2 separate regions of the Homo sapiens genome follow, and region 2 is linked to region 1. A link is a loop called in an ENCODE intact Hi-C map of the cell type or tissue named here. Cell type or tissue: Calu3. All regions are shown on one strand.

The links. Peaks named below come from ENCODE experiments on the same cell type or tissue, not always from the same donor. Only the 100,000 strongest peaks of a DNase experiment are listed, where the experiment ranks them.
Region 2: it touches region 1 in a loop (2.9-fold over the local background); 7 of 110 quality-filtered maps call a loop at or near these places.

What each region holds. Positions count from the first base shown.
Region 1 is chr5:71,920,995-71,924,994 of GRCh38, reverse strand. LOC107986382 (a long non-coding RNA gene) reads left to right here. Exons shown (of 3, transcript XR_001742515.2): 2 at 1,826-1,894. Among named protein-coding and RNA genes, the nearest start is that of MAP1B, 180 kb to the left of the region's middle. In Calu3, no CTCF peak of the experiment used is centred here; a DNase peak (open chromatin) is centred at 2,204.
Region 2 is chr5:72,005,282-72,009,281 of GRCh38, reverse strand. No RefSeq gene overlaps it. Among named protein-coding and RNA genes, the nearest start is that of MAP1B, 100 kb to the left of the region's middle. In Calu3, no CTCF peak of the experiment used is centred here; no DNase peak of the experiment used is centred here.

The DNA of each region.
Region 1 (4,000 bases):
TTGTGTTTGTCTTGACTATATGGCCATATTTTTTCCAGAAGAATAATATTACACCACTAACATTTTATTTAGTAGCCTCTTCTATGCCTCCTAACTGAAGCATTTTCCCTCTTAGAGCCTCTAGCTATTAGATGTTACCTCTGTTTTTCTGGTTTTAGTCCTGAGCCTTCATACCCCCAGACCATACACTAGCAGGGCAGTTCTAGAAGTGCAGAGAACAAAAGAGCATGGCTTATAAAAGAAATCCCAATCCCAACAGAGTGTGAGATTAAAACAAAAACATAAAAGGAAAATGAGAGTAATAAGGAAAATTAAGGCACTTACAAACTCAGATTTCCCTGATCACCTGAGATGTTTGTAAAAAATGCAGATTCTTGGCCTCACCCCAAACCTCTTGGCTTTCTAGGATAGAAGCCAAAACATTCATTTTTAAACAATTCCATCAGCTGTTTTTTATGTATACTAAAGCTCAACAACAACTTCACTAGAGGCCAAAGAAAGGAGAGCAGAGTGAGATTTGGTGGCTGAAATGGATTGAAAAATCAAAGCCTACCCATTTCTCTGTACTACTGAATCACTATGAATTGAAACTCTGCCAATTACAAAGGAATACTTCAGCCTGGGTCAGAAGGCAGTTGAACATTAGAAGAAACAAGACTCCTGTTGAAGTATTTAGAGAGAAAGTTCTAGGGCTCAGTTGTAGAACTAGAACTTCTTGCTGACCTTATAATAGTCATTATTGCATTCTCTTCTTAAACCATCTGCATTTAGTAGGAAGATAACTCATGCTCTGTGATAGATACCAGGGCATCTGACAGTGAAAAGATGAGTTTTGAAGCCCAGCAGGTCACATTTGAGTACTATGTCTTCTACTTAATAGTCAACTGATCGTGTTCAACTTGCTTAACTATATATGCGAAATGAAAATAATAACACTAACTTTGATATTTGAGAACATCAAGTGAATAAATAGTATCTATAAAGCACCTACTGCATATTGGTTGTGCAACCTACATTCCTTTCTCTCCTTCCCTAAGGAAGATGTACTCCCAAGTATTCACCATTCTTCCCATTCCTTGGAAATTCTTAAGGAAAACTTCCCATCTAGTTTAGCTCAGTACAAAACTGCTGAAAACAGCCAAAGATCCAGGACAAGAAGGACTGATTCTGTCTTAAGGGGAATTCTAATTTATTGACTTCAATTAATTATGCATTACCTGTTCAAATCAATTGTTGCTTTGTCATAACTTCAGAATGAATAATGATCTGAAAATTAGAAACTTCTCTGTTTTGAAATGTATCCTGGAATTCTTTTCAAAAAAACCTGGTTTTGGAATATGAAGGCTATGGGATTTTGGAATTTCCTTCATACAATTTTGTTTCTTTTGAATAATATTTTAATCTTTGCAAGTACAGTGTGGATTATAGTGGAGTACCCTGGGAATCTGTATCCTTAACTACAGAACTACCCTTAATTCTAGTTCTGTTTTTCAACTAACATTGCTTACTCATTGGCAATCAAGGGCGCTAGCTATCTACCTACACATCTACCATGAGCTACATAACATCTAATTTGAATTGGTAGGTCACTACCTCCAAGCTCCAGCAACCCCTTCATACTCCTTCCAACACTTGTTTTGGCAGAACTATTCTCAGAACTCTCATGGAAAGCTTTAGTGGACTCAATAAGGAGTTTTGGTTTGTGTTCACATCTTGTATGTACGTAATATATTTACTGTTTTGGTCAGTTAAGGCTGCTATAACAAATTATCATAGACTGGTACAACAAACATTTATTTTATCAAGAAACATTTATTTCTTACAGTTGTGGAGCCTGGCAAGTCCAAGATAAAGGAGCCAGCAGATCCAGTGTCTGGCGAGAGGTTACTTCCTGGTTTGTAGATATCTGACTTTTCATTGTATCTCACATAGAAGAGCAAAAAATAGCTAGCTCTCTGGCCTCTTCTTATACTGGCCTGAATCCCATTCATGAGGATTCCATCCTAATGACCTAATGACCTCCCAAAGGCCTCTTCTCCAAATACCATCACATTAGGATGAGCTTTTTATCATATGAATTTGGGAGGAAAAAGGGGAGACAAAAACATCCAGTCCATTGCAGACTCCTTGGAGGGTAAGCCCTAGGAATAGAATCTGAGGGTGGAGCATGCTGCCAAGCCCTATTGTGTGAGAAACAAGGCCTGGAGTGTAATTTTTTTCAGCCTCTGTTGTTGGAGGGATAGTAATGGTGTGACTCACACAGGAAATATCAAGGTGCTATACAAGGGTGAAAAAGCTTAGCAACTTCCTAGTCATCACTATTGCAGAAAGAGGGCAGCTAGAGGGCTCTGGTAAGCTAGTTATATTCATTAACAGCCAGCCATTTTTGTATTAATACATAATATTTTACATATTTATGGAGGTATATATGATATTTTGTTACATGCATAGAAAGTGTAATGATCAAGTCAGGGTATTTGGGGTATCTGTTACCTTGAGTATTTATCATTTCTGTATGTTGGGGATATTTCAAGTTCTCTCTTCTAGCTACTTTGAAATATACAATACATTGTTGCTAACTACAGTCACCCCGCTCTGCTGTCAAACATATAAACATATACCTTCTATCTAACTGTATGTTTGTATCCATTAAACAACCTCTCATCATCCTCCCCTCCCACCCACACCCCATTCCAGCCTCTGGTATTTATCATTCTACTCTCTGTCTCCATGAGATCAAATTTTTTAGCTTTCACATATGAGAGAGAACATACAAAATTTATTTTTCTGTGTCTAGCTTATTTCACTTAACATAATGGAACTCCAGTTCCATCCATGTTGCTCAAAATGACATAGTTCCATTCCTTTTCAATGGCTTAATAATATTCCACCTTGTACATATAACACTTTTTTTTATTCATTTGTCCATTGATTGACATTTAGGTTAATTCCATATATTTGTTATTATGAATAGTGCTGCAATAAACATGTGAGTATGGGTATCTCTTTGATATACTGATTTATTTTCCTACAGATAAATATCCAGTAGTGGGATTACTGGGTCATATGGTAACTCTGTTTTTACTTTTTGAGAATCTTCATACTGTTTTCCATAGTGGCTGTACTAATTTACATTCCCATCAACCATGTATAAAAATTTTCTCTTCTCTGCATCATCTTACTAGCACTTGTTTTTTTTTTTTTGTCTTTTTAATAATAGCCATTCTAACTGGGATGAGATGATATCTCATTGTGGTAGATATCACATTTGATTTGCATTTCCCTGATGATATATATATGCCTAACATCACTTAGTTGTTTGAGTTTCTGACATAACCTGGGTATTAGTTCCTTGTCTGATGAAGAGTTTGAAAATATTTTCTCCAATTCAGTAGATTGTCTCTTCACTCTGTTGATTGTTTCCTTGCTGTGCAGACACTTTTTAAATTTAATATAATCCCATTTTTTCTATTTTTGTTTTTGCTCCCTGTGCTTTTGAGGTCTTAGCGATAAAATCTTTGCCTAGACCAATGCCATAAAGTGTTTTCCCTATGTTTTCTTCTATTAATTTTATAGTTTCAGTCTTATGTTTAAGTCTTTAATCCATCTTGAGTTGATTTTTATATATGGTGAGAGATAGGAGTCTAGTTTCATTCTTCTGTATATTGATATCCAGCTTCCCATGTCCTCTCCTCAATGTATGTTCTTAGCACCATGGTTGAAAATCAGTTGTCTAGAAATATGTGGATTTATTTCTGGATTTTCTATTCTCTTCCATTGGTCTATGTGCTTGTTCTTATATCAATACCATGCTGTTTTGGTTACTATAGTCTTGCAATATATTTTGAAGTCAGGTAGTGTGATGCCTCCAGCTTTGTCCTTTTTGTTCAGGATTGCTTTGACTATTCAGGTTCTTTTTCAGTTCCATACAAATTTAAATTTTTTCTCTATTTCTATGAAAAAAATGACATTGGCATTTTGATAGGGCTTGGATTGAATC
Region 2 (4,000 bases), 84 kb before region 1:
CTAATCTAAATTTATACTGAGTGTGTGAAGTTTTGCAAAATTATTTTAAAAGCTTAATAATCAACTCCTGACTTACCTACTGCCTGGACTGTGAATTCTGAATATCAAAAGACAATTTTTGATATCACAGCACATCCCTTGAGCACTGCCTTCTCCCTTCTGTGAGGGTTCTAATATTCTTACAGTGGAATATTATAGAGCAGTTATAAGATCCACATGTATCAACATAGTTATATTTCAAAACCATAATTTGAGCAAAATAGCAAGTTGTAGATCAATAAAAGCAAGTTGTAGTATAATGTCATTTATTTGAAACTTAAAGTTATGCAAGCAATATCATATTTTGTTTATAGACATATACATTTGTAGTAAAAGATAAAGAAATGCATGGGAACAGTTAACACAAAAATCACCAAATTTAGAACATTTGTTAGCTCTGGTGAATAAGAAGAAAAATTGTATGTCAAATGTTTTTTTTTTTTTCTTGAATTGGGTGTAATGTATGAATGGTAAGCAAAAAATATTTCATTATTTTATAAATGAAGAAAATAGGAAAAATAGATCAAAATATTTATAGCAGTCAATTATGGGGGATAGGATTATAGGTGAGATTCCTCTACTTTAAAAAATTTCCCCCAGTTTGTCTATTATGATATTTGTCTTATGACAGAAAAAGGACATTGATATATAAGAAGAAAGTCTGAAAAATTATTTAATCAGGCACAAAACCTTTTTTTCCTATAATGAGGTGCTAAGCTTAATAGTATACACACAGACACTCATGTACATACACATACTATATATGGAGTATGTAATATGTACACACTACATACTGTATATGTATATGTACAAACATACGATATATAATATATAGAGAGAGTCACACTGGCTATACACTTCTTACTAAGATGTAAATGATTGATCGATATCTTAGGAGCAACTGCAACAGAGAAGGGAAGAAACAGAGCAAGAAAACATTGAGTGCCTGAAAAGGTTATGAGTATGTTTGGGGTCGGGGAAGGGATGGAGGGTAGGAGGTGAAGTGAAAAGGAAAATCACAAACAACGATCACAGTTAGGGGAAAACTGGAGACCCCAAGGTAAAGTGACTGCTGCTACATGTGACTGGCAAGCCCAGTGAGTCCCACTCATGAGGGCAGGGGCTTGTGATCTGTACAGCCATGGAGGGTTTCTGCCATGTTCCCCTGGATAGCACCCCTTTGCAGTGAAGAAACAGAGGCCTGGGTTGGCTGGGTTGCTGCCCCTTCCCTCCCAGGACAAGGACAAGGTTAAGGACGGCTGGTTCATGTCTGAACTCTGCTTGCTGCCCAGCCTGCCTGAGGCCTGTGGCATCTGACCAGGATCTGCTGCCCTGGAATCCTTCGGAAGAAACGTCTGTTCTACCCTGATCACTGTCAACAACAGAGATTTTTAATTAATGGAAGCGGATGCATTTCTTTAATGCATACAGAAGTAAAAGGTTGATTTATGTCTTTTGCACACACATAGGGATAGCTTAATTTAATGAAGCTGAAACGGGGTGGGGAGAGGGTCTTAGTGAGACCCATCTGGCCCAGCTCCTGTTTACATGGATCCCTTCCCACTCACGACAGAGATGCTAATGTGAGAGCTACTTTCAAACACTATAGGATGTGGTGTAATTACACTGTTCATAAAAGAATTCCAAACTGGACTCTGTTTCGAATTTGATGGAATGTAATGAGAAATCTCTGTGGCAGATGACATTCTTCTTTCAATTAATGGCTTACCTGCTCAGAATCATCCCCAAAACCATTAGGCACTAATTAGAGAGATTTATGGCCTCTGAAAGGACCCAAACCAAACATTCTTCAACTAGAAAGTGCAGCAAAGCTATCTCCTTTGAGGACTTCCCAGAGGTCATGTATTTAAATGAAATGTGAGTAGACAAAAAAATTGTGTAGAACACTTTCCATCCAGATCTGAAAGTCAAATCGCCCAAATGCAAATCTCATTAGACCAGTTCACAATGTTTCATTCGTTCCTTCCATCTTTCAGCCATTCATTCATAAAAATCACCCAACAGACATTTACGGAACATTATTAGGAGCAAGATGTAGGGCTTGGCTGTGTTAAACTGCACGGAAGAATCGAAAGAGAAATCTCTCATAAGAGACTCTGCATGTTGGAAAGAGAACAGAAGTTAGAAATCCTTAATTTAAGCTTAAGCTTTCCCACTTGTTAGCTATGTGACTGTGGGCAAATCACTTAACCTCTCTGAGACTCAAAGTCCTCAAAACAAGGATAAATAATGCCTGTCTTTCAAACTTCATAGAATTGCACCGAGTAAAATAATGTATACCAAATCTGGCCATAAAGTGTGGCATAAATGTAAGAGGCTATTGATATTAAAATACTTACTGCCCAGGAGGGGAGATTTAAAGCACCCAGAAATACCCGTCATCCAGGGTGCCAACCATTAATAATGAGATTCTAAAAATATTATTAGGTGTAGAATTTATTTGAGTACAAAACTTGACAATAGTCACCTGGGAAACACTGACTCCAAAGGGATGGAGTCAGTGCTCCAAAGTGGGGAAGCTAAGGTTTCACTTACATAGGCAGAAACAGTTTCAGCAGAGTTGAAACGTTTTACATATAAGGCCAATGCATACATTACAGCTATTTGGTTAGTACACTGTGCTACATTCCAAGGAAGACTGCTGTAAAGAGGAGTAATGTTTGGAGGGAGTCATCTCTGTTCCTAATCATTTGTAGGAAAAGAAAAGAGAGAAGTTGCAACTGTATGCCATGTGACTCAGGCTACATAGCCACATTCCTCTTAAGGCTCAGAATAAAGTTCCAACAGCTTTTAGGTTTGAATTAATTTCACAAAGATGAAAAAAAAAACCAATGCTATTTTGATAGAGACACAAATTTACTTATTGGTTCCAAATATCTATTGAGCCCTAATATCGCCAGATAATGTGCTCAAATAAAGTGTAAAGGGGTTTAGAAGAGGAAGAATTATCTATGGGTTCTTTAAATCCTCCCCACCCCCACTACAATTATTCCCCAGAGCTTACAGAATCCTTATGATGATCAGTATGGCTCTCATTTTTTCAACTACTAAATAAAACTCACTGTGCATAGATTGATTTCCTTTTATTACAAGAATGTTATTATTTGTTCTTCAAATAATTTCATCCCAGCCTTTCCCTGCCCCACCTCCCTCTTTCTCTCACTTGAAAATGAGAAGTTGAGACAATGGACAAATTTGGAGGCACACAGACCTGCCTGGCCTCTTCCTGGTCCAAGCAGGGAGAACCAGGAAAGCTGTATAACATCTCTGTCTTGGTGATCCCTGTGCAGTGGGGGAAACTACACCAATCCTACAGTGTCTTATATAGGGCTGAGAGCAGCTTATGTAAAGCTTCTGGCATATTGAACATGCTGAGCAATTGCAGCCATTATCCTTGTAACAAAAGGCCATTTTAATCCATCTGCTTCCTCCCTTCATGTAATGACTCAGGTTTTGATAGAGGATTTGATTTAACTGAGTCATGTGGTTTTTTTTTTTTTTTCATTTATTGATCTGGGAGAAGAACAATAAGTATGGTTTAAATTTTTTTCAGTAGACTTTAAGCCAGTTATTCAACAGCTATAGACATGAAAAAACGACATAAATAGGCAAAATACTTGCTTCTTCTCTTATGATCCCTGGAACCGCAGAACCACAGAGTCCCCTTTCTTTTGAATCCATTTTTAGCCCTAGTATTTTTCTCAACCATTTCCCCTGTGGCATGGTTTATGCATCTTCTGCCAAAGGCAGGGGATGTCACCTTTTTGGTTTGGCTACTCTCACTTCAATAATTCAGTTAACAATTACATCTTACTTTTAAGCACATAATGAGAAGGGAATGGCAAATCATCTAGTTGTAAAACATGAAATACTTTGATTTAATACAACCCCTTTCCTTCCCTGGTAGTTCAAATACTTGTTTCAGTTATCATAGTAATAG